Regions from separate parts of the Homo sapiens genome. Here regions 1, 2, 3 and 4 are each linked to region 5. Evidence: chromatin loops called from intact Hi-C (ENCODE). Cell type or tissue: Caco-2. All regions are shown on one strand.

Region 1 (5,000 bases), 370 kb after region 5:
ATGAAACCGTTTCTAAGCCCTGGCCTGAGGTCCAGAGACATAGAGCTTTTTAAATATCATAATGACATGCAAATTATAAATAATTTCTGTCTTGTCCATATGATGGTTGCTTCCAACAAAAAACAAATGTAGCTACCATACATACAGTGGTGTACCCCTTTGCAAAGTAATAAAAAAAAATCTTAGGTTCTTATTAATTCTTCCATTCACAAGTAATAGGTTCTTTGGTTGGATATAAAGCACACCTTTCTTGAGAGTTATGTTCATGACAATAAAGACACAGCAGCTTGCCCCACTGCCTGCCAGAGTATGTTTATATATCTGACTAAAAAGTGTTAGGCCTGGCCAGGTAGTGCTGGACGCATGTGTACAAAGCCATCTCTGCAGGGAGGCTCAGAGATGCTGCCTTAAATCTGTTAACCCCTGAGCCCATGACCCCAGTACCACATCTGGCTTTGGAGGGTTCCACATTGGGCCCAGATTTATTTCATATTTCATATTCAAGGTAACATTTTACATGAAAGGTAGCAGGATTTTAGTAAGCAAATTAGACCAAAATCATGTGTATTAAATCTTTAAAAAATTATTTAAGTCTTTTGTCAATGATACTAGTGAATTTTGGCTTTTTCAGGCCGGCCACTATCATTTCTTGAACTCAGGCTACTGCCATGGTAACAAGACCAAGGCTTTTTCTTTCCTTTGTATTTGAGTATCTTTCATAGGAAGTAGGTTTTTTTGTTTTTTGTTTTTTGGTTTTTGAGATGGAGTCTTGCTCTGTCACCCAGGCTGGAGTGCAGTGGCGTGATCTCAGCTCACTGCAACCTCCGCCTCTGGGGTTCACGCCATTCTCCTGCCTCAGCCTCCCGAGTAGCTGGGACTACAGGCGCCTGCCACCACGCCTGGGTAACTTTTTGTAGTTTTAGTAGAGACGGGGTTTCACCGTGTTAACCAGGATGGTCTCGATCTCCTGATCTGGTAATCCGCCTGCCTCAGCGTCCCAAAGTGCTGGGATTACAGGTGTGAGCCACGGTGCCCGGCCCATAGGAAGTAGTTTTATAAACATACAGAGTAAACCAAGCAGGAGGGAAACATTCATAATAAGGGTTGGGGTAAGCATTTCTTAAAGCTAAAATGAGAGTTCTATAATTCACAGGCTTAGTAAAGTACATTTAGAAAAATGAAAAATTAGTCTCAGTTAAAACCACAAGTTATAACAGCCAAATAAAGCTTGCCTTCTCAATCACAGAAAACATGAACTTGAAGCTCAGAAGTGAAAAATGAAGAGAAATGAAAGCAAATATTCTATTCCAAGATGCTCAGTAAGTTTAGAAAGTTTGTTACCACTGAGAGATGGTACCCACAGAAGGTTCAATAAAGAACAGACTATTTTCACAGATCCTTAATAACGTGCAGTTCTGAGTACTAGGGATGATCTGAGATGCCACACCACCTACCTTACCCTGCCCATCTACCTAACCTGGGAGAAAATCATCCTACTTATGCCTCCAATATGACAACCTGTGTAAGAATGTTAAAAATAGTAATAGACTATGGAGCGAAAAAAAAAATTATATTCTTTTAATTCAGAGAATGAATTGGATGGAATGACATTTCTTAAGTTATTGAATCTAAAAAAAGAAACTTGTTTTCTAAGAACAAGTGACAAGGAAAATCTTCTGATCTAAAAATCCAAGAACGCTAATCCAAGTTAACTTGTGATTTAATTAATGATTTTCTTCCACAAAATAGTGTTGTCATTAAAAGCAGGCTTTAGAGTAGGACAAATGCAGATTTAAAACCCAACTCCATCATTTCCTGTGGGACCTTAGGCAAGTTATTTCTGTCAGCATCAGCTCCATCCTTAAAGTGTCAATAATATTTACTTTACAGGGTTACCAGGAATGAGAGAGAGATATACAAAGTACTTTGCATACTGCCTGACATGTTATAAGCACTCAAAAAGTTTAATTATTAAGTTCAGAATTCTAGTAAAATGAATTTCCACTAAGTGTTGTGTTATAAAAGTCAAATCTTATTTCATGGCCTGACCCAGTTCCAGTAACCAAAGTTCTGTTGGATTACTGCTTACAATCAGTGAGCCATCAGACAAGGCTGGAAAGTATTTTATTACAGCAGTTGTTAAAGTGAACTTTGGCCTGTAAAACAAATTCTTAAAACACTGATCACGACCATATTTGTGAACAAAAAAACACCATCCTTTTTCTAGAGTACTACCTTCTGATGCCAAGTGAATTTCTTGAAGTATAGTTAAAATTAACCACGAAAACCAGAGGTATTTTATGATTCAGTCATTTGGAAGTTATACTCTTTAATCCATGATCCAAACAGAATGAACTGCAAGTGGTCACTTAGAGCATAACTGGATTTACAAATATGCAACCAATGTCTTCTCATTCTTTAACTGCCAATTTCTAAAATCATTTTACTGGCCTATTTTACCACATAACAGGATCAAGTTTTTCTGAGAAAATATCTTAATCTTTAAGGTTCAACAGGTGGAAAGTTGTCATTTCTTTCTGTTACCATTCTGCCCAAAATATATCAGAACAATTAAATCAAAAGTTATACCAAATCTGGTCTTTTTAAAATGTGACCTGGGCTCTATCAAGTGATTGCTTCTACTCAGGCCTTTGAATCTTAAAGAGTGAGGCAAAGATGAAAGAATAGTTAGATATTTTCTTTATTATTGTGGCATCAGCAATAGCAGGAGATCCAAAAGTCCAGTGTCCCAGGGGCCAGCCACCAGCCAACAGTGTGGTACCTGTGCTGGCCAGTAGGAGCAGCACCAGCAGTGGCCCTGGGCCCAAGCTCTTCCTGTGGCACAATCTGACTGTGTTCTCTGCTCCTTATTCCCTCATGGTCCTGCTTTTTTTCCAAGCAAGGCTTCCTACTTATTCAGTGAGCTTCTTTATGTCTTCCTAATATAATAAATTCCCTTTCAGCTTCACTTAATCAGAATTGGTTTTCTTCAACTCATGAATATTTACTGAAGAAGTATAGTATTGTAGACAAAAATGTGGATTCTCCTGAGTATATGGATTCACACCCCAACTTTACTACTAGTTTATTGTTTGATTTGGGTAAGTTACTTAACTCTAAACCTGTCCCATGTTCCTCATTTACAAAATGGGAATGATAGAAGTATGCACACCTCACGGAGTTATTTTCAAACAGGTTAACACACACGAATAGATAAGGACAATATCCAGCACATTGTTCATGCTCAAGGAATGTCAGTTCCTGTTTTCAAAGTTGTTGGTGGCAGCAGTGATGGTGTTCCTGTTATTATTCAGTGCTTATCAGGCTCAGATTACAGAGGGACTTACAAAAGCAGAGGACACCATGATCTATGTTCCTTGAAGAACATAAAATAAAACCTCTTTGGGCCCCTAAAAAAACAGTCTGGGGGAAACGGCTTACTATATATCACAAACAAGTTTGTTTTTAAGCTAAGAACCCATGCTACTTTGAATAGCACAGACTCTTGAGATAAGACATTTTTGCTACTTGCTAGTTGTGTAAACATTTAGGAATTATTCGATTTCTCTAAGCCTAATTACTTAGGGAGGCTCAGTTTGCTCACATATTTTTGTGATGATTAAATAATATATGTTGCTAGAATAGAACCAGGCATTTAGTAGGCAGTTAATCATTCAATACTAGCTTCCCATATTTTCCCTTATACACTTCCAGAAACCCAAAAATAACTTTAACGAACAAAAAATAGCAAGCACTGTCCTAATACTTATGAAAGCACAACTAGAATTTGCCAGTCTTACATATAAGAAAAAATAGACCACTTCACTCCAACACAAGCCATAGAAACCACAAAGAAGCATTATTAGTGTTTAGGTCGTTTTGAGGACTTTGACAGTACCATGATAGACACCTCAGAAACTAGATGAATGACATATGCTAATCAAAGTGGCTTGATGGCTGAAATGTAACCCAGTCAATCTCAAATTATGTCCTTTAACAAACTCAGCTGACACTTTCCTTTCAATACAAATAAGCCAAACAATGGAAAAACGAATGAGCAGGTTTTCCCCTATGTTGGTAGGAAAGGACAATGGTGGGGTATGGAGTTATTATAACTGCTGCTAGACCACATACACAGAGGAAATTACAAGTGAAGCAATAAGTTCAACAGATGCCCTTTCCAAAAAATTTTTCATGAGGAATAATTACTCTAAAGGATGAGAAATCCCCTACGTTTTCAAAGCCTCTTCCCTCAAAAATGCTCAGTGTTCTCCACACGCTATTTAACCATCCATCGTGAGACAATTTGCAGTTACCTCCACACTTCCCATGTGAAGCATGAGATGTAGGCTGGGTGCAGTGGCTCACGCCTATAATCCCAGCACTTTGGGAGGCTAAGGCAGGTGGATCACCTGAGGTCAGGAGTTCGAGACAAGTCTGGCCAACATGGTGAAACCCCGTCTCTACTAAAAAAATGCAAAAAATTAACCAGGCATGGTGGCAAATGCCTGTAATCCCAGCTACTCTCTGGAGGCTGAGGCAGGAGAATCACTTGAACCTGGGAGGCGAAGGTTGCAGTGAGCTGAGATTGCGCCATTGCACTCCAGCCTAGGCAATAAGAGCAAAATTCCATCTCAAAAAAGAAAGAAAGAAAAGTGAGATGTGGAGAGATAAATGACTTGCTCCAAATCTTACTGTGGGTCAGTTATAGAACAGAGAGGAGGAGTCATGTCTTCATACGTGGAATAAAACTGTATTTCCTCAAAATTTTCTGCCTCTATCCCAGCACACACACACATGCATGCACGTGTACACTCACTGCAGTTACAACATATTCCCAGGGAAATACATTGCAGTGCTTCGAGCAACAGATTCGTCAAAACTCAGAACGTAGAAGGATGTCAACTCCCTTCTAGTTCAAACTACTCACTTGACAGATGGGCATTAGAATCCTAGGACCTGGTTTTCATTCTTCTAGGGGAAAAAAGCTGCATAAAATG
Region 2 (5,000 bases), 55 kb after region 5:
CTAAAATTCATCGCACTTTTTCTTCAATATCCTTTGCGTCATTTAGACTTTGTCAATATAAATAAACCCAACATGAAACCAATCAATATAATTTTTTCATACATATTTCTGGCACTTAGTTTCTGCCTTGTCTTAATGATAAAATATGGGCATGAAGAATCCTGCAACACTCGATAAATATTTGGTATGACCTTAATAACCCCAGTCTTAATCTGTACCAAGACTAAGTCAGCATGTCACAAGAAAAATAGAATCTTGCATTTTCCCAATTTTTTAATTCTTATTGACAGCTTCTCTGGATAATTCACACCAAAGAAAATCCTTAGCTGAGAAGGACTTCATTTGAATTAGTTAGAGCTGTTTCAGTAAAGCATGCAATTGTGTTAAATTTTAGATTCATTTTGCACGTTGTGGACAGAGTGTACCTGTTCAACTAGAGTGAATACTTCAAATAAAACCAGATTTACAAAGCCCAAATCTTTCCTCTTTGGTTATTTTTTACTCAAGGATACATTTTGGCCTAACATGTACCAATTCACAACAGAAGTCCCTTTCTTTTCACTTTCTACCACATCCTAAGCAATTCCTCCAAGGACTTCCTCAGCATTATCTGCAGATGGGAAAAGCAATTCACAATGCAATAAAATTTATAGCTCATAAAATTATGAATAAGCCAAACGTTAAAAAAGAAAAGTTAAACTAGGTTTAAAATGATTTTTATAATATCAACCACATGAATTGACACAGAAAATGAATTGCAAATGTAAGGGAATGCAACAACTAAATGCTCTGTGCTCTCTGGGTGTTAAATGGAGACTGTCAGCATAGCATAAAGAGATTCAAGAAACAGTCAATGATTTCTCTCAGTAGAGGTGGCCAAAGTAAGGCCCAAAGTATATTTTTAAAAGTAGATTAACTGGGTATGACTAGATGTACACAAGCCCCAAAAAGGAGGTATCTGGAAATGAGATGATGAAATGATGTGTCTCAAATCATTACTGTGGTTTTTATGTAAGAAAAATAAAAATACAGCAAATAAAGAATTAATCAAACCTTTTTTTCTCTCAGTAGTAGAAGATTCATTTTTAAAAGAAACATTAGAATACCTAGCAATGTTAGAACAGACTTGATTTTCCATTTCCCTTAGCTACTTATGAATACCTTTGGCCACAGTGACATCAGAATCTAGAAGGGTGAGTAATGAAAACATACTAGAAATATCTAATCCAAAATGTGTGGGTCTCTCACAAGGTTTGTTGTTGGTGGCCTTTCATTTCTTACTATACACATTTTTTCCTGGATGACCTCACTTATTTCACTGGCTGTAATGATTATACATTGATGATTCCCAAATGAACATCATTATCATTCATATTCTTGTGCCCCAGGATGTATTTTTAACATGATCTGAATTTTTTTCAGTAACTAACCAGCATGCCTAAATTCAAGCTAAATATCCGACCCCAACCTGCTTTTTCCTCTGTATTCTCCATCCCAGTTAAACATCATTCACCCAAATAAGTGTGCGATGGCAGAGGAGGCAGAGACAGGGGGAATATGCAGTCACTGTCTATATATCCCTCCGGGCCCAATATTCCTGGCCCTGTCCACATAATTAACATATTTAGATGTTGATACCTACGACATGTTTGTTGAGTTTACCTTTTTCTCTTTATTTCCAGCATTACTTTCTCTCAGGTCTATTCCCAGCCTTTCCTCTATTTTGCTATCTATAACTGGGAGGCTGACCTCTGCAAACTGTTTCTGAAACTCTCTTACAACTTCCTTCTACTTAACTTTGATCAATGGGGTACACATGGAAAATTGGAGGCTTGGAGAAAGGGGTAGGGTCAGGTTATTTCAAGCCAAACTTCGACTCGAATATATCACGTTTCTTAGGCTCAGGTCGTTTTTCTGGATGGAATTCACTTTTTTACCTTTTCCACGTAACAAATTCCCACTTTCTTCATGTCCAGCTCAAATATCACCTGAATGTCTCCTCATCTCAGGGGAATTCATCAACTTCTCCGTCTTCCTGAGCACTTTAAAAATACCTTGAGTGTAGTACTGAATGTACCAATGAAATTTATCCCTCACCAAAGACATCAATATCCTGGTTATTATTAAATCAAATAAGTACATTTTAATTATTATCAACTTCACATTTGACTATTCAGTTCTTCCTAAGTCTACCTGGCAATACCACTCCTGCCATTCTCATTTCTTCCTACTTTCCCACATAAGCAATGTTTTTTCTGTCTTAAATATTGAAATCCTCCAAGAAGCCTTGCTTTTCCCTTGTCTTACTCTTCCCACCCTCCTTTAGTGACCTCGACCACTCTTATGTCTGGCTCCCTCTACCATCAGTAAACAGATGATTCTTATTTAATCTGTATCTCTGGCCCAGGTTGGTCTCCCCAACTTCAGACATGAACTGTCTGGGCATCTCTTTCTCTGTGTCCCATAGGCTTCCCAAAGCAATATATCAACACTTGGTTCATTTTTTCCCTCACCCCCACCCAATCTCCTACCACCCACCACCGTCTTCACTCATCTGTGTCTCAGGGAATGGCACTGTGAAATTTCTCCAGCCAGAAATCTGGGAATCAAGATTGATTTTCCCTCCCCTAGCACAGATATTAAATCAGTCAGAAATTTTTGTAAATTTTCCCTCCTTAATGATTCACCAATCTGTACCGTTTCCTATAATGCCTGTTAATAGGCTCCTATCACTTATCACAAAGATTAGTTCCATACTACCCGGTTACTATGACCTCCTGTCCATTCTTCCCATTGCTGCTAGAAAAATGTTCCCTTTGTTCTCTAGAATGTAGTTCTGACCCCACTAATCCTCAGATGAAAACTTTTAATGGCTTCCCACTGAGCTGAGAATACAATCTAAACTCTTCATGACTGGCAAGGCTCTCCACAATTTTGTCCCATCTAAATCATTTCTCACCACTCCTTCTCTTCACATTATGCTCTAGAACTAGCTAAAAGTATCTACCGTTCTCAATTTCTATTTGCTTTCACATATCATTGCCTTTTGCCCTTTCTCCCCTCTTCCTGGAATGTGCTTTACCTTCTTGTCCTAGACAACCCTTTGTTCTTCCTTGAGATTTCATGCAGACATCACTTTCTCCAGAAAGTTTTTATTGTACAATCTCATTAAGGTGCACCTCATCCGCTATCCCACAGTGCCCATGCGTACCTCTCTGAGAACAATTTTCACGGTTTTCTAATTGTATTTATATGTACTTATTTCTGTCTCAACCCTGAGACTATGAATTCCTTGAAGGCAAAATCCATGTCTTTCTCTTTGGGTCCCTCCTACTTAGTACATTTTTTAGCCTACAGCAGGTGTTAAATAAATGTTTCTTGAATGAATGAAGTAATCTTATCATGCTTATATGTATACATATGGCATATCTAAAACATAACATACTTGCTTAAAGAAAATGAAAGTTAATCAGGTCTTATTCACCTTAGAAACCACACCATCGAGCAGAGTGTCTGACATAGCAAGTGCTCAAAAAATGTTGAATTTTGTTGGCTGCAAATGGTCTCGATCAAAATGATTTGGTGCCTGAGTTTATTGGATAATTATGGTAGCTCTTTGCTCTCTTGTCTTATGCCAAACGATTAAGACAGTCTGTGCCTTCTGAGGACCTATACTAGGCTGAGTGAGCATGATGAAAAGCTTAAAAGTAGTACAAAGCTTGGTCTTTGTTCTCTTAGAATTTTACAATCTAAATATTTACATTCATGCATATGTAAATTTGCTGTCAGAGTCCATCATATGGATGGAACAGACAGGACCTTACTAGACCTATAAAATAGTTCACTGCTCTTCCTGGCCCCCATAGATCCAGAACCAATGTTGCTCCCATTCGTATATGCTGTTTTACAATATACAAACTTTTCTAAAATCCATGTCAAGAGCTGGGAAATGAGTCAGAAAAAGACATCTCACTCTATGAGATAACTTACTCTAATTTCCTCATTAGTGAAAACGACATCATAAAGAATATCTGCCAACAATCTGATATAAAAATGTACATGCATCATGGAAAATAATTGCTGTTCAATTACTACTGAATTATAAAGCCGTCGTCGTACAGGTGCAATAATGCAAGAGCCTTGAAAAGTATGAAAAATTGCTTAGCTCAGGTAATTACATGTGTGTGAATAAAGTCCCCAGAATAAAATGTGCAGAGTTTGAAGAAACAATGAAATCAGAACCAAAGAGCTATTTATAACTATATATTTTTAAATGTTCTGTTTTTTTTTTCTTCTGTATACATTTTGAAAGGCCAGGGATAATTTTTGAACTATGGAGTGCAGGAAGAGAGAAAGATGGAGTAGCTCTTCCTTTGCTTTCCTCTGTGTCCATCTCTCAAATTGGATCCACAGGGAGGGTACTACAAAGATAGAAATCTAGCCATAACCATGGTAATTGAATCTTTCAAAATGGTTAAATCTTACTTATGCCCTGTGCATAGTTTACATATATGAAAAGTAAAATTTATAGGAAGATGATTCTATTACTACTGTGAAAAAGATTTATTTCTTGTAAATTTCCAGGGTCTTTAGAAAGGGAACTTAGACTCAGAAAACTGGAGTGTTTTAAATATCATCTAATCCAAAGCCCTTAAGTCACTGTATAAGAAACTGAGGTCCTAAGAAGTTAATTGTGCGAATTTGTGTAGATAGTGGAAGAACTAAGTCTAAAAGCATTTCTATAGCATTATGGATTTGATTAGGCATACACTCTATTGGTCCAAGTCAATTTCTAATTTTTAAGATACTCAAACTTCAAAGCTCTAGGACAGATTTTTATCCAATTACAATGTTGAAGAAAAAAATGGGATTAGCAGCCAAGGGGCGTGAATTTTATTGCAGAACAACCTATTAATTAGTTAAGTTAGCTTAGACCAGTCAATTTACCTCTCAGATCTTCAGCTGTATAACAATGTAACATAAAGGACTTGGCCAAAATG
Region 3 (5,000 bases), 440 kb after region 5:
GCTTCAGTACTACCCACAGGATTTGTTAAAACTCAGAATGCTGGGCCCCATCCTCTAATATGAAAGCTAGAGGGTACATTCCCTATTTGGAAAACATCTTTCATACATCCAAATGCCAATGTTTTCCTTAAAGACTTTTTAATCATGAGGGTCAGGTTTAGTCTCAAAGGAACTCAATGTTTTTTTAAGTCCATGAACTAGAAGTACATACACCAAATCATAAATAACAGTGATTGGACTAGTAATAATATTACAACATTTTTGTGCTAACTGTATTTTCTAGAATTTTTACAATAACCATGAATTCCTTTTGTAATAAGAAAAGGGAAGCAAAAATGTTAATTTATTTTAGAAATTAGTTACGATGTTTATTAAAAAGACTTTCAATTAGAAAACTATTTTAAAAATCATCAGTTAATATACTGCATAAATTAATACTGAAAGATTTTTTTCCCTAGTACCTAATTCAAATAACTTATTTTAGCATTTCAGTTTAAACCTGTTTGGATTAAGGATTAATACCCGTGAAGGAAAAAAATCTGATTTTAACAAATAAGATAATAAATACAAAGCTATGATCATTTCGATAGCTGCATAAAAACCACATTTACTATTGTTCTACCTGGCAATTATTTATGTCTATTACTTTTCAACAAATGAATGGAAGTGATTGATTCTAATTACTGCAAATAAATAAATTTAAAAATGGTTCAATTATGTTTTTTGAAAGAAAAATTTAAAATGTCTAAGTTTTGGGAAATTTAGGGCACATCCTTGATGTATGCATAGTCACATGGTCATATTCCTGGGAATACCCAGGTAAGACACCACCCCAAACCTGCCCCATATCCACCACCTTCAAGGATATTCCAATCTAAGAAATAATGCCGTTATTACTAAAGACCACGTTCCAGAGATAGGACTAGAGTTTAAAACATAATCAGCTAGAGGACAGTGACTAAAACAAAATCAACCAGGTTAGTAAATCAACTGTCTTTAAAATGATAGATTTACTCTCTTACCATTCGACAAAAAATCCAGAACACCTCTTGGAAGTGCAGACTGTTTAAGTACCAGTCACTTTTAAGGAGGGCGAAAAGGACCTACCTGTATGTGTTACATATAATTTACAGCCAATTTTCTCAAAATTAGCCCCTAAAACCATAACTCCATATACTAATACTATCTATACTGAAGACTTACTAGGTGTCCACAATATACCAAACTACTTTACATGTATCCTATTTAATCTCCTAACGGCCTTATAAGGTAACTACCACTAAAATAACCATTTTACAGATGAAGAAACTTAAGCGCAAAGTTATTAATTTGTCCGAAGTCACACAGGTAAGAAGTTAAAGATCCTGGATACACAGATATCCAAGCTATAATACTTAAACGAGACGCTTAAACCTTCTCTTGATCATGGTTTTGCTGTTTGAATTATAAATTTTTCACATGTTAAGAAATCTGAAGAAAAATTCTCTTCTGCCTTGGGATCCTGTTGATCTGTGACCTTATCCCCAACCCTGTGCTCTCTGAAACATGTGCTGTGTCCACTCAGGGTTAAATGGATTAAGGGCGGTGCAAGATGTGCTTTGTTAAACAGATGCTTGAAGGCAGCATGCTCGTTAAGAGTCATCACCACTCCCTAATCTTAAGTACCCAGGGACACAAACACTGCGGAAGGCCGCAGGGTCCTCTGCCTAGGAAAACCAGAGACCTTTGTTCACTTGTTTATCAGCTGACCTTCCCTCCACTACTGTCCTATGACCCTGCCAAATCCCCCTCTGCGAGAAACACCCAAGAATGATCAATAAAAAAAAAAAAAAAAGAAATCTGAACTAAGGTTTCTTGCCAGTATTTGAACAATATAAAAAAAGATGAAAACTGGGAAATAATACAGGTACTTTAACAAATCTTTGTAACTCTAAAATCCCATGAATCTGCAGTGTTACATTTTGAGCACAGACGGCTGACAACTTTTCCACGAGCACGGCCACTTCAAGGTTACGGTTAAAATTATCTACGGAAATACTGCATTAAATTACACAAGTATTCTATTAAAAGGAGGAGAAAGAAGGTTTTTATCTGTTTTTACCTGCTTGGGGGTTGTTTGTTTTGGGTTTTGTTTTTTGGGTTGTTGGGTTTTCCAACCAGCGAGCTAGAGTGAACGAAAAGGCAGGAAGATAATAATCTAACCCTTTCCTACTCCTTCCGCATACAAGAGTAAAAGCTTAGGTGCAAAGACAAGCGGCGCGAACGTGCCGGGTTCGGCCTTTACTTGGGGTGAGGGCTGACCAGACGCCACTGCTTCCCGCCCCAGCGAAAACCCCTCGGGGACCCACAGCCAGGGCACTGGGCGGCAGCAGGCCCCGCGCTAGTCCCGGCGGCGCTGAACGCGAGGGAGAGGGGATGGGGAGCCCCGCGGGCCCCTTACCGAGCTCGGTGCCCCGATTGTGCGCGGACATGGCGCGGGCAGCTCCGGAGCTGCCGGCTGGTAGGCGCCCGCCTCTGCGCCGCGCCCGGCCCTTCCTCCTTCCCGCCAGCTGGAGCGCTCGCCCCGCCCCTGCCCGCTCCCGGGGCGGAGTCGCGGGCCCGGGCTACGAGGTCTGTACCCTAGGAATATTGCTCCGCAAGGAAATCTCGCTGCTCCCCTCCCCCGTCTTCTCCACGAGGTACCGAACCGGAGCGCTAAGTAGCTCCCGGAAATAATGCTACCAACACCCTTTAAAAAATACTGAAGTTGCCAATTGCACGTAATAAAAATATTCCTAGAAACTTTTAACTGTAAGATTATATAACAAGAAGGAAGAAGATCCAAGTGCAGAGCTCTGCAACTTAAGGTCTGAAATGTCAGCAGGGATCCCATATCCTTGTTAGGGAAACCAAGGTGCAATCAAGGGCCCCGGGGCACACTGACTTTTCTAATCTACACATCATGAAAAGAAGCAGCTATGTGGCCTGAAGAAGGCAAGGGCTTAGGAGTCAGAAGACCTGGTTTCTTAGCCAAGCTCGGGCAATAATTAAATGTGTGACCCTGGGCAAATTAACTGCTTTTCCGAGCTTCATTTTTCTCATCTGTAAAAGAAGACCTTGACAATTTCTTGGTTCTTCAAAATACTATGATTCTATAAAGGTAAAATGCTTCAGCCTGATTTCTCTGTGACCAAGAGGTTAAAATCGTCGAGTCACTCCACAATCTCAATATAGTTAACTTATCTGTACTCACGTTTAGAGGCACCTCTGCTATGAAAACAGTACAGTTAGTTATGATTTGTCTACCATGAGCCAGTTATTGTGCTAGGTGCTTTCATACATCATATATAGATGTATGATAGCATTTGAGTCTCTGAACAATCCTGCCAATAATGTATTTTATCTCCATTGCTGTAACTTTAGACATCAAAGTTCTGAATAGAAAGGCATCCTGGTATAGGGGAAATACAGTGAGCTCAAAATGAGCTGAACCCATTAATATACCAGCTCTTCCATTTAATAAATGTAACTTGGCAGTTCTGGAAATAATAGTCTGTCTACTTACCTGTAAAGTGGAGATGATCAAAATATGTTCACCTTGCAAAGCTGTTGAATGTATGCAAGGCACCTAGTACATAACATGGCATACAGTAGATACTTAAAAAATGGAAGCTGTTAATGTTATTGTCAAGTTCACACAGTAATTACTGAGCTGTTTTAAATAGGAATAGTAATATTTGTATACTCCTCTACATTGAGCTTTCAGCCTTGTCCACACACAGCCACTGTTGAATGTTTCGGATGTGTGTAGATCTTACTCATACATACTATAGCACTTTTCTTTTTTATATTAACCTTGAAAAAGAGAAAAGCAGGCCCTGAAAGCCTGGAGCTGGCCTGAAACTCACAACTGGACCATGGTTTTCCCTGGTTAAACGTATACAATTTCACAGCACAGCATCAGCCAAGGCCATTGTGACCACAATGAATCAACAAAAACATAATCATAATCATGTCTGATAATAGAAAACCATGAATATTGTTCAAATAGCCCCTATCCTAGCTATTATGACTTCTTTACCAATCAGTTCTAGCTTCACTCCATTCCTATGTTTTAGATAAGAATTAAGATGCACTACTATCACCAGTTCCTACCATCATCCAGTCCAGATCCTTCCTTGAACTTTCCCCAAATCACCTACGACAGGCCCAAATCCTATGTAGTTTCTAACATCCTCTTACTGAGACACCTCACATTAGGTGCCCATGGCAAGCATTCTCCCTTGTTACAATGTCAATAAACACAACTTTGTCCACTTGTAGGTGTGTTACTGGTGGTCTCTGGCTGGAGATCATTCACATCTCTAGAAGATACAAAGGCAATACATGAAATTCTATTTTTAGAAGTAAACACAACTCCAAACCAGATTCCATACCATTCATTACATAAATGTTTGTTTGTTTGTTTTTAAATTGTGATATCCTAAATTAGTTGAAAAATCAGAATTAGGGCAGCCTCTTAAAGCAATGTTTTAGCAATGTATCAGTCAAGAATTTCTCAAGGACTTTTTCTAAAATGGACCTGTTGAATGTATTAATCTCAAATTAATCTCTGCAGTTTAAAAGTATGTTAATTTGGCAACATTAGGAGAGACAGCAGGGATAGTATGCAAAAAATGAGTTTCTTTCACAGAGAAATGTTCCTATATTTCATTTTGTGAAGATTCCTTTTACATTTATTGCCTTATGAAACTTCTGAAGTATCCCTAAGGCAAGTCCCCTCAAAGAAAGAGCTATAGACCACTACATGGGAATCACCCAAGAGCTTTTTCTAAAGCAGTTCTGGGCTTCCTCACAGCCCTACTCAATCAGAGTATCTAGGACCCTGGAATCTGTAATTTTAATATTTCTTCAAACAATGTTTATGCAAACTAAACGTAAAGAACCACCAATGAGAAGCAGAGGAAAATAAACTATGCATGCCAATCTGGAGCCATAGCCCAAACTGACTCTTACAAGAG
Region 4 (5,000 bases), 160 kb after region 5:
ACTGTATCATAAGGCTTTTGTGAGGATGAGTAAATGCTCTGAAGTGTTAGCAATTGTAATTATAATGGTCTTATGCCTAGCCATATGCTCTCTTCTTCCTCCTTTTTATTCTTCTCCTAGACTTACATTGAGGTGTGGCCAAGATGACCGCAGTCATGCACAGAGTTCAGGTAGAAATGGCACTGGACCCAGAATCTATTAGCCCAGGGATTTACTCATTAATATATACACTCAACCAACATGCTAAGCATTGTTCCAGGCAATAGAGAAATAGAGTTGAACAGGCAAACTTGTAGTCTACATGGAGCTAACATCTAGGGCCCAAATTAAAATATTCAAGTGTGATTCCTTCTCTCTGATTGTGGAACTAGTGAGTTCCTGTAAAGAAGTGAGAAATAGTGGCGTGGAGTGCAGAGGAGGAGGTAAGAATAAAAATATACAACACACCAGAGATTGGAGGAACCAAAGATGAGAAGTGACTAAGTAAAAATGTAAAGTTCATTCAGAAATGAATCTGATTCTTACCAAATCTTCTCCATCTCCTATCTACTTTCTCTTCTCCTGCATACTTTCTTAGGGAGGGAATAAAGATAGAGAGAGAGGAAGAAACAAAGCAAGAAGGAAAGAAATTAATTTTCTATGTGTTGAGCAGCCTGTGTTTCTTGGGTGGCATGCTATACACACACAAACAACTGCACTTACTCCCCACCACCTTCTTGGCATATAGATCTTCTCATTCTACATTATAAATCAAAAAACTAAAGTGCAAAGCTAGTTAAATAAACTGACCAAGTTCACACAACTAGGATTCAACCCCAAATTTGTCTCTGAAGCCCATGCTTCTACACTTCTATACTATGCTGCCTCCAGGTGCCATAGAAGAGCTGCCTTCTTGCTCTCTGACAATTCCTAACTTGGTTTGGGAGAAAACTATTTCCTTCAGTTAAAATAACTCTACCCACTACCACCTGTTGACGAGCACCCCACAGGAAAAGAATGGATGTCACATGTCAGAAGTAAGGAGATTCTGGAAAATTTGCCTCCAGAGATTAAGCAGCTAGAACCAATGACATCAATGCCAAAGCACATGCTGCCTTGGGGACCTATTGGCCATTGGGATTGGACAGGCCAAGTCAGAAGAGTTAAGCAAGACACAGTATGAAACCTGAGAGAGAAAGACCAGTGTCTGCAGTGAGGAGCGCATGATTCCGATTTTTTTCTATACTGATTATTTTTGTCAAACACTAATGAACAATAAGCATGCAAAGAAATGGGGAAAAGTACCGATGTCCCAGGGACAGCATTATTGAAACACATTACTTACAAGTCAAATCATATTTAATCTCAGCACATATGCAATCACAATCCCATTTTTTATCAAACCCAAAGGTGTATCTGTTCACAGCCAGGTAATAGTGGCAAATCTATCAAGAACAAGGCAGTCCCAACTTATTCTTGTCCTCAAGATCTTGAGGACAGTGTATTAATTATGAAACAACATCCTCACCAAAATACAGGTAGGATGAGGTCTGTTTTAGCACCCTAGACACCCCCACAGCCAAGTTCATATTAGTCTGATACAATCTTATTGTTAAGTCCTAGAACCAAACCAATCTTGTGAGGGTTACTGGGACATTATCTCAAATCCCCAGCTGCATAAAGCTAGGAATTATCCATAAATATAAGGCCAGACTTACCTGTCACATGTACCACATCAAAGAAACTGAAAACAACCCCTCCACAATCAAATTTGAAATACTGCATTAGTGACATGTCATACTCGAGGCTTTCCAGTTTAGGGGTGAAGGAAGTAGGTAGATGAAAGTAAATATGTCTACAGTGCTTTATATAAATATGTATTCTATCCCACATTTGGTGCTAAAATAAAAAGAAATTTCAGGTGTTTTGAGAGGGAGTGGGCAGAGAGTGTTTGTTTTTATAACTAACACCACTGTCCTTCCAGTGTTGTGAAACACATGTTATAAAGTTGATATTGCACTTGTTTTGTCAAATATTCTAGTAATCTTTTGTGTCTATGCTGTAAGAATTATTGAAAGTGACATAAATCAGAGACAAATGACCAGAGTTGTTCAGGCAGTATTCATTCTCTTAGAGTTACAGTTACAGTTATTTTTAGTAATGTACTGAGAAGGAAAAGAAGGTAAAATTAACTTTTGAAACCTTCACAAATCAAAAATAGATGACTGACCCCATCTATTTTTGAAACTTATGTGTATGTGATAAAATTAAACTTATAGCCGATATTCATTTGTTCATTTGACAAATATTTATTGAACATCTACTATGTATCAATCACTGGGAATAAAGCAGTGAATAAAGCAATTTGAAGTTCCTATTTTGCTGGAACTTACCCGAAAGTGTTTAAGAAAGTAATTTGTCTTTAGAGGCAGTATGCCATGGAGGAAAAGCGCCAGGATTCAGAATAATCAAGTTCTGGTTCCAAATCCAAACTCTGCCAACTACTATTTCTATGAACCTTAAGCAAGTTATTTAATCTCTTGGAAACTTCAGTTTCTTAATCTGTGAAATGGGATGATTCTATCCCACCCTTGCATGGGGCTGGTACTTAGAAGACACTGGAAAGGCAGGTTTTTCTGGAGGTTGGGGATGGAGAGTGCACATTCTAGAAATATATTCATAGACTCCTTCTTTGACAATGGTGCTTTCCACATAATCTCAGCACTGAATTTACAAATTCCCAGTAAACCTCTTATGCATCCTGACCGCCATGAAATCTGTCAAGTCAATAGGCTTTCAGCCTTCTCACCATCTCTCTGTCAGCACTGAAGACAGCGTAGCAGGTTGTTAAAAAGCGCCACCTAAAGGTCCTTATGAGACACTTTACTAAGTCACAAAAACTCCTTTTGTCCTTTTAAAAAGGCTGTTTTGGTGAGCAGTGCTCTTAAATAATCGTCACTGTTGTGCCAGTATCTATGAGCCCATCATAAAAGGTAGACAAGCGCAGGAGGGAAGCAAATGATTTATCAATTCATCTACATCTGGTCCTAAGAAAAGCTTTCTTTCTTTCTTTTTTAGATATTGTAATCTAAATCATTTTAATGCCCAGAACATCCGTGGAAGTAATCTTGAAGAAACACTTCTCCTCCACGAAAAATCTCTGAAATTTTATGGCAGTATACAGGAATTTTCTTCAAGTATTGATCTTTGGGAGACAGCCCTATGAAACTGTGTTTGAGTCTACCTGTCTTATGAGAACAGTATTCATTGTTTTCTTCTTCAGTTGAGCATTTTATGTGTTTTAGTGTAAAAGCCAATATATACAGAGGTGATTTTACAAATATCATCTGTATACTTTATTTACAAAGACTAATTATGAATTTTCTAGTAAACTGTCATGCTTTTGCATTAACATGTTATAGCATTAGAATTAATAAAATAATTTCAAAGTCTCAGTGATTACTCTATGACAAAAAAAATGACAGTTTTCTATACACCAATAATACCTTACAGCTTTCTACAATGGTTCAGCCATTGAAAGCGTATGACCTTTTTTTTGGAGTTTTAATGAGTCATTAGAAGCAAAATGACAGTATTTTAATATACTCTCTTTCAATACACTTAGTGATCCCTTATTACACGTGACCTTATTACATTGTGACCATATACTGTATATAACTGAGTAAATAATAAACATATACATGATTTTCTATATTTGCTGTTAATATTATGCTATCAAAATATGACTTCATTAAGGACATTTTCTCTGAATTTAAAAGCAGTATTACTAAAATAGATGTCCTTAACAAAGAGAATGTCCGCATACTAAAAAAGTTGAAAAATAAATGTAAGTTATGGAATTATTGGAATTAAAAGAAAGAAGGAAATTAGGGAAGATAAAATGAGGGGGCTGAGAGGAGGGTAAGTGACCAAACCAAATAGAGATGCTTAAAGGAATTATATGAATAACATCTTTCGGTCTCCACTGCCAATTCAGATGCATTCAGAAAATTATCTTCTAAGAGTTTCTTCTTTCATAAGCAAAAATATGTGGAAACTCATTTTTTAAAAAATCAAATAAAATTAAAGTCTGTTTCTCAGTAGCAGTATTTGTCAACATTTGGTTGAGGACAACTTGCTACAGGTGAATCTTTCTGGCCCCTATACAGACTGCCTTAACTCAAATCTTTTTTTGAGATTGGGGTCCAGCAATTGGTGGTTTTAATAAGCACACCCAAATCATTCTCATGTTCCCTAAGGTTTAAAAGCCATTGCTTTCCAGGACAATTCATGTTGGATAGGACAGGTGAGTTTATCAGCTGACTGCAAATTATTCTGCAATTATGCACCTCCCTTGTGTATACATAAAATATTTTAGGTCTGTAGAATAAAAGATTTACTCAACTTGATTAGGTATGCTACGCATTTTTAATTGCAAAAGAGGAGCTGTAAAGCACCAGGTGTTTCTGTTACTCAAACTATTTTTTGTTTGAGGACAAATGAAAAGACTTGCTGGTACAGGCATAAATTCGTTTCCTGCAACTTTTTCAAATCCTTTCTGTTTAGCAATTGTTTCCTGGCAAAACAGTGAGGCAGACCCCTAATATTCCTTAGAAGCTTTCCTTGCTGCAAAAGGTTAAATGCCAAGTTTGCAATTTGGGTTTAATGAACACTCACAAGAGCAAGAAATCTTTAAACACTTCACCTCAGTACAAGTGAGAAGCTCTAGTCCCTCTTACTGATAGAAAAGGAGCCTGCTTTATTTTGTTCTCCCCCTCCCCACAAATTTGCCTTCATCTCCTTAATTTCTACATCATAATAGAAAAAGGTGCTCATTGTGGTTTCACTTGTCCTTAGAGCTGAAAGATCTACAGAATTATAAAGTTGACCCAAAGCAAACACCAAAAGAGCTTAGAATCCTCACGTTGGCGTTGACACTCGTGATTAGCTAAATTGCAGTAACTACACAGGCTTCCATTCGGAACAGGATGCATTCACACAGCAGTTTCTTCTCTACTGCC
Region 5 (5,000 bases):
GCCAGAGACCAGAGCTCTGTCCCCTAATGTGGAGGTGACTTCTTCATAAGAGGACATGGGGTAGAGTGTCAAGTATTCAAAACTCTGGAACTAGATTGGCATTCGGGTGGATCTCGACCCTGCCACTTAGTAAGTGTAACTTAACTTCTCTGGGACCTCTTCACCTTACCTGTGAAAGGAGTTGAATAAGAACTCCCATTTCACTGGATTCTTGTGAGCCTTAGCTGAATAAAGTTAGAAAAGCGGGGGCCGAGCGCGGTGGCTCATGCCTGTAATCCCAGCACTTTGGGAGCCGGAGGCGGGCAGATCACGAGGTCAGGAGATCGAGACCATCCTGGCTAACATGGTGAAACCCCGTCTCTATTAAAAATACAAAAAATTAGCTGGGCGTGGTGGCAGGTGCCTGTAGTCCCAGCTACTCGGGAGGCTGAGGCAGGAGAATGGCGTGAACCCGGGAAGCGGAGTTTGCAGTGAGCTGAGATCGTGCCACTGCACTCCAGCCTGGGTGACAGTGCGAGACCCCGTCTCAAAAAAAAAAAAAAAAAAAGAAGCTCTGGGACCTGTTAAATGCTGTGTGTTTGGTAAATAAAAAACTTCCGACTTTGGCGCTGTTCTAGGCACTGAGGATTTTAGAATTTTCAAAAAGCTTTTGCATATTTTATCTCGCTTGACCCGAAAAATCCTGAGGTAGAGCAAATAATATTTTTTTCTACCTTTAGTATGTAAGGAAATTAAGGCCCAGAAAAGTAGTGAGTAATATGACCCAAATTCACAGTGGAGAGACCAAGACTGCAACTTAGTTTTCTCAAGTGTTTACCTCTGGGCTACCCACCATCAAGGCTAAGAATTCTCAACAGCTCTGGTCTTCTGGAGGCCTTTCCTTGTCAAATCTCATTCCTGTTTTCTACCCCTCCCCCCAAACCCCCGTACTATCTAGCAGAGAAGAATCTTCACTTCTCAGTTGAGGAACGCCCTTTCCCTTTACAGGCTTTTGGCCAAAATGAGCAAAGTTCTCTTCTCAGGATGAGGTGGCCAGCCTTTCTGCATCAATATTGTGAAACACATGAATAATCTGGGCACGCATCCCCAGGGCCATGACTCTGCAATTTTGTACCTTCTAAAACTAACAAACACTACACATGAGATAAAGAAAAAAGATAATTCGGTGGCCATGTTGCGGATACGTTAATCTGGAACTCTAGATGAATTCTAGCATTTCCTGAAGGCATCGTGGTGGCTGCAGACTCAGCCCACTATGTGGTCTCATGCAAAGTGGGGTTCAGAGCCCAGAGGCTGCAGGTGAAATGCTGGTGCCTCTCGGGAGAGTGGTGGGGTAAGGCCTTTCTCTGTGCTGACCTGACCTCCTTTTCCAATCTCAGGGATTCATAGACACCACTCTAAAACAAAGCGGTAGAAAAATTTTACTCGTCTGCCAGAGAGGGTAATATCCAAATTTGGACTGATTTGCCTTTTTTTTTTTTTTTTTTTTAATTACCAAAGATAATCGCACACATAGCCCTCTTATTTTGGAAACAGCAGAGGACAACAAAGTCCAGTACTATCCTAAGGCCAAGAAAAGCATATGCAAAAGGTAGGTGTAGGCTGGGACTCACAGCAGGCTGGGACCCCAGGAAAACTGGGCTTTAAGGATTGCTCACTGGAGGCCTGGGTGCTATACAGCAATGCTTGCGGGCACCCACTCAGCACTCACTGGGTAAGAAATTAGGGAGAAGAAATAGGGGAATATAAACGTGGAGCTCAGACTGCCACATTTCAAGAGAAGCAGAGAGACTAGAAGATTTACATGCACTCCTCTCTCCTCTGTCCCAAGCCAGCTAGAGCAATATATGACACCTTAATTCCCGAAAAAGAGAGTTCCCTTCTCCTTTTCTCCTTCCACATGGCTTCCTCCTCCAGACTGGGGAAGTGGGGCACAGGTGAGAACCGTCCCAAGGGGCTCACCCTTAGCTCTCTTGTCACTGGCTATAATATCACACAAAAATATTATCATCTAACCCACATCCTCTTGTTTCGATAGCTAGCATTATTAGCAGTAGTATTATTTAGTATTATTTTAAAACTTGCTGATGTTTCTCCTATCAAAGTGAACTCAGAAGAGCAAATCCTGCCTTACAATAGGCATAAAGGCCACTATGCCCATGAAACCTGAGACATCGCAGGCTTTTGCACTCTTGGGGAGAACAGCAGTCGTTCAAACTACAGGCATTTCCTCCATTACTACACGTGCCTTTTCCTCCTTCCCCAGAGTTCAAGGGACCCTTTCAAACAGGAGGTTACTTTGACTTGAAAAGGCTAAGTTTGGAAATCATCACTCAAGCATGAAAAGACTCTCTCGTTTCATTCCTGGAGTTTGAGAAATGGGAAAACTTACCCGCACGGGGACAGAAATACAATTCCCTTTCAAAAGCGATCGATTGAAAAGCTAAGTTTAGCTGCTAAGTGGAGCCAAGCACTTCCAGCTGGCAGAGACCCCCCCAAGTCTTCCATCTGCCACCCACCCTGGCCCTCCCTGCCTGCCACCCTTTGCATGCGGTCCCCTTCTCCCCTCCCAGTACGCACGGTGAGGCCGAGGAGGAGGAAGCAGCAAGCCTGTCCCGCCGCCGGGTCGCGCGCAATGCAGGGACTGTGGCCGCGCGGGCCGGACGCAGGCACCGCCCCTCTCCAGTTAATCTCCTGTTAATTAGCCCTCCCACGTTTAAAGCCCGACCCCAACCTCGCCAAACCCCTCCTCTAAATCACCTGATTTACCCGCCCACAGTAACCATCGCCTGCTGATTCCCTTTGAGCCCTTCTATTTGGCGCCCTTAGAAACTCTGGTTCCTGAAATGCCAACTCCCCTAATCAGTGGGAAGGGGGACAGTAGCCATTGTCTAGGAACTCTGAATTCTCGAACATTTCAGGATCAGCAGAGTTTTGGAAGTTGTTTTTAAAAACTTCGCAGAAAGTTAAAATCTCCAGGGTAGAACTAATTAGCAGGCATTGACAATATTACCTTCCCTTAGACTTCACCTCCCCTGCGCTGGTGGCAAGGCCTCCTTAAAAGGCTGACAATGACAGAATGTAACCCTCAGTAAAGATCACTTACGGTGTTCCAAATTCATGATACCAGACAATTTGCTTTGTCACGATGTCCCCTCCTGTTCAGGGTCCAGAATGAAATTGGAGGCAATTGTACTGGATCAGCTCATTACACAATCAGCTTAGTGTGTTTTTTACAGGGAGGTTTAGAGGAACGTTTACGGAAGCCGTAGATATTTAGCCTACCATCACTATCTAGATTAGGGATACTTCCAAGCTTCCTAGTCCCCATAGTCCCCACAATATTTATGGATCTATCTTTCATGGGTTTATATGAGAAATGTTTAAGGATTTCTGTTTTCAATCTATATTATTTCTCTCCTAGTGCTATATCTCAGACACTCACCACCTGTTGCAAGGTCTACTTCCTTTTTTTGCTCTTAATTTACTCCTTTAGGCTTTAAAGGATATCCCTAGGACTAACTTTCTAGGATGTGATGGACAAGTTCATGTTCTATTAAAGAAAGAAATAACTACCAGTTTGCTCTAGGAACAGAAATTAATCCAAGGAAGGTCTGAGAATGATTTCTATATAAGCATAACAGTAGGAGTTTTGGAAAATCTAGCATCAGAAGGCATCTGTTCTTCACTTTTATGTCTGTATCTTTTCAAAACTCTACTTATTCACCTATCTTTGTAAAGTATACTAGAATCTGTCTGTAACATTAACTGGAATAGGATAGAATTTGAGATGACATAAATCTATTCTGAATTCTCTCCAAAGGAGTTTGGTATTATAAGAATTTAAGACTCTCTTCATTTATTATAAGGTGATACAGGCCAAATCTTATGGATAACATGGCAGAAAAAGGAAGAGGAGAGCTACTGTTTAGATAATTTGGTCTACAGAATGCTAGTTGAATGGTTCTAACATTTTTTTTTTTTTTTTTTTGAGACGGAGTCTGCCTGTGTAGCCCAGGCTGGAGTGCAGTGGCGCGATCTCAGCTCACTGCAAGCTCCGCCTCCCGAGTTCACACCGTTATCCTGCCTCAGCATCCCAAGTAGCTGGGATCACAGGCACCTGCCATCACGCCTGGCTAATTTTTTGTATTTTTAGTAGAGACGGGGTTTCTCTGTGTTAGCCAGGATGGTCTTGATCTCCTGACCTCGTGATCCACCTGCCTCAGCCTCCCAAAGTGTTGGGATTACAGGCGTGAGCCACTGCGTCCAGCTGGTTCTAACATTTTTTTAAAAAAGAAAGTAGCACTTGACTCATCTAATGCTCTAAATATAGAATGTGTTCAAACTATTAATTGATCAATGAATAAATACTGAGTTCCTACTATCACTAAATCACGAACAATTATTGCCTGTTACATACATATATATATGTGTGTGTGTGTTTGTGTGTATCAGGCAATATTATATATATACATACGGATATATATATGACACTGTATTGGGTAGAATATTAGCAGTTGGTTTAATTGAATAAACATTTATTAAATGAATGCAATGTACTTGGTTTGATGCTAAAATCTAAAACTAAGATAAATAACGTCAAAGAGCTGTCCTCCAGGATTTTACAATCTAGTAAACACAAAGGCCAAAAAGGTAAAAAGTTGCCATTAAGCTTGTGGAAGGAAAGTTTCCATTTAGAAATAAGAATGACAGTTGGGGTGTGAACTAGGGCGGTAACAGGTAAAAGTTGTAAAATAATTGACACTTTATATTCATCTTTGTTATAAGCTCTTAAATGATTGAGAAAGAGAGAGAGTTGTTATTCAGCTTAGTTTCGTCTGGGTAAAAGAATGGATTCAGCTTTTCAACCCTTCCTCTCACCACCATTTAAATTCTAGAATACCATCTTTTAGAGAAACTCAATCCAAGCCTCAGAACAAGTAATTCCCTAGTAAATATTAAAACAGTTTAAAAGGTCATTGATTTGGGGTGAGGAGAGC

What was found. Peaks named below come from ENCODE experiments on the same cell type or tissue, not always from the same donor. Only the 100,000 strongest peaks of a DNase experiment are listed, where the experiment ranks them.
Region 1: it touches region 5 in a loop (2.5-fold over the local background); 8 of 110 quality-filtered maps call a loop at or near these places.
Region 2: a loop joins it to region 5, with 2.3 times the contacts of the local background. A loop is called at or near these places in 2 of 110 quality-filtered maps.
Region 3: a loop joins it to region 5, with 2.3 times the contacts of the local background. A loop is called at or near these places in 4 of 110 quality-filtered maps.
Region 4: it touches region 5 in a loop (2.6-fold over the local background); 8 of 110 quality-filtered maps call a loop at or near these places.

What each region holds. Positions count from the first base shown.
Region 1 is chr12:15,977,106-15,982,105 of GRCh38, reverse strand. The region is part of intron 5 of DERA (deoxyribose-phosphate aldolase); the gene reads right to left. Among named protein-coding and RNA genes, the nearest start is that of DERA, 68 kb to the right of the region's middle. In Caco-2, CTCF peaks have their summits at 2,609 and 2,818; DNase peaks (open chromatin) are centred at 2,795 and 3,274.
Region 2 is chr12:16,290,382-16,295,381 of GRCh38, reverse strand. No RefSeq gene overlaps it. Among named protein-coding and RNA genes, the nearest start is that of SLC15A5, 15 kb to the right of the region's middle. In Caco-2, no CTCF peak of the experiment used is centred here; no DNase peak of the experiment used is centred here.
Region 3 is chr12:15,908,855-15,913,854 of GRCh38, reverse strand. DERA (deoxyribose-phosphate aldolase) reads right to left here and starts at 2,523. Exons shown (of 9, transcript NM_015954.4): 1 at 2,441-2,523. The coding sequence starts at 2,471. RefSeq lists enhancers at 1,345-2,088, 2,089-2,833 and silencers at 2,236-2,585, 2,606-2,665. In Caco-2, no CTCF peak of the experiment used is centred here; DNase peaks (open chromatin) are centred at 1,764 and 2,584; H3K4me3 peaks cover 2,223 bases.
Region 4 is chr12:16,187,873-16,192,872 of GRCh38, reverse strand. It overlaps SLC15A5 (solute carrier family 15 member 5), which reads left to right. Exons shown (of 9, transcript NM_001170798.1): 9 at 3,058-4,388. The coding sequence ends at 3,205. All of the region lies in intron 1 of LOC101928362 (a long non-coding RNA gene), which reads right to left. Among named protein-coding and RNA genes, the nearest start is that of SLC15A5, 87 kb to the left of the region's middle. In Caco-2, a CTCF peak has its summit at 2,866; a DNase peak (open chromatin) is centred at 2,812.
Region 5 is chr12:16,345,291-16,350,290 of GRCh38, reverse strand. MGST1 (microsomal glutathione S-transferase 1) reads right to left here and starts at 2,646. Exons shown (of 4, transcript NM_020300.5): 1 at 2,581-2,646. RefSeq lists enhancers at 767-1,696, 2,627-3,556. In Caco-2, no CTCF peak of the experiment used is centred here; a DNase peak (open chromatin) is centred at 2,670; H3K4me3 peaks cover 2,290 bases.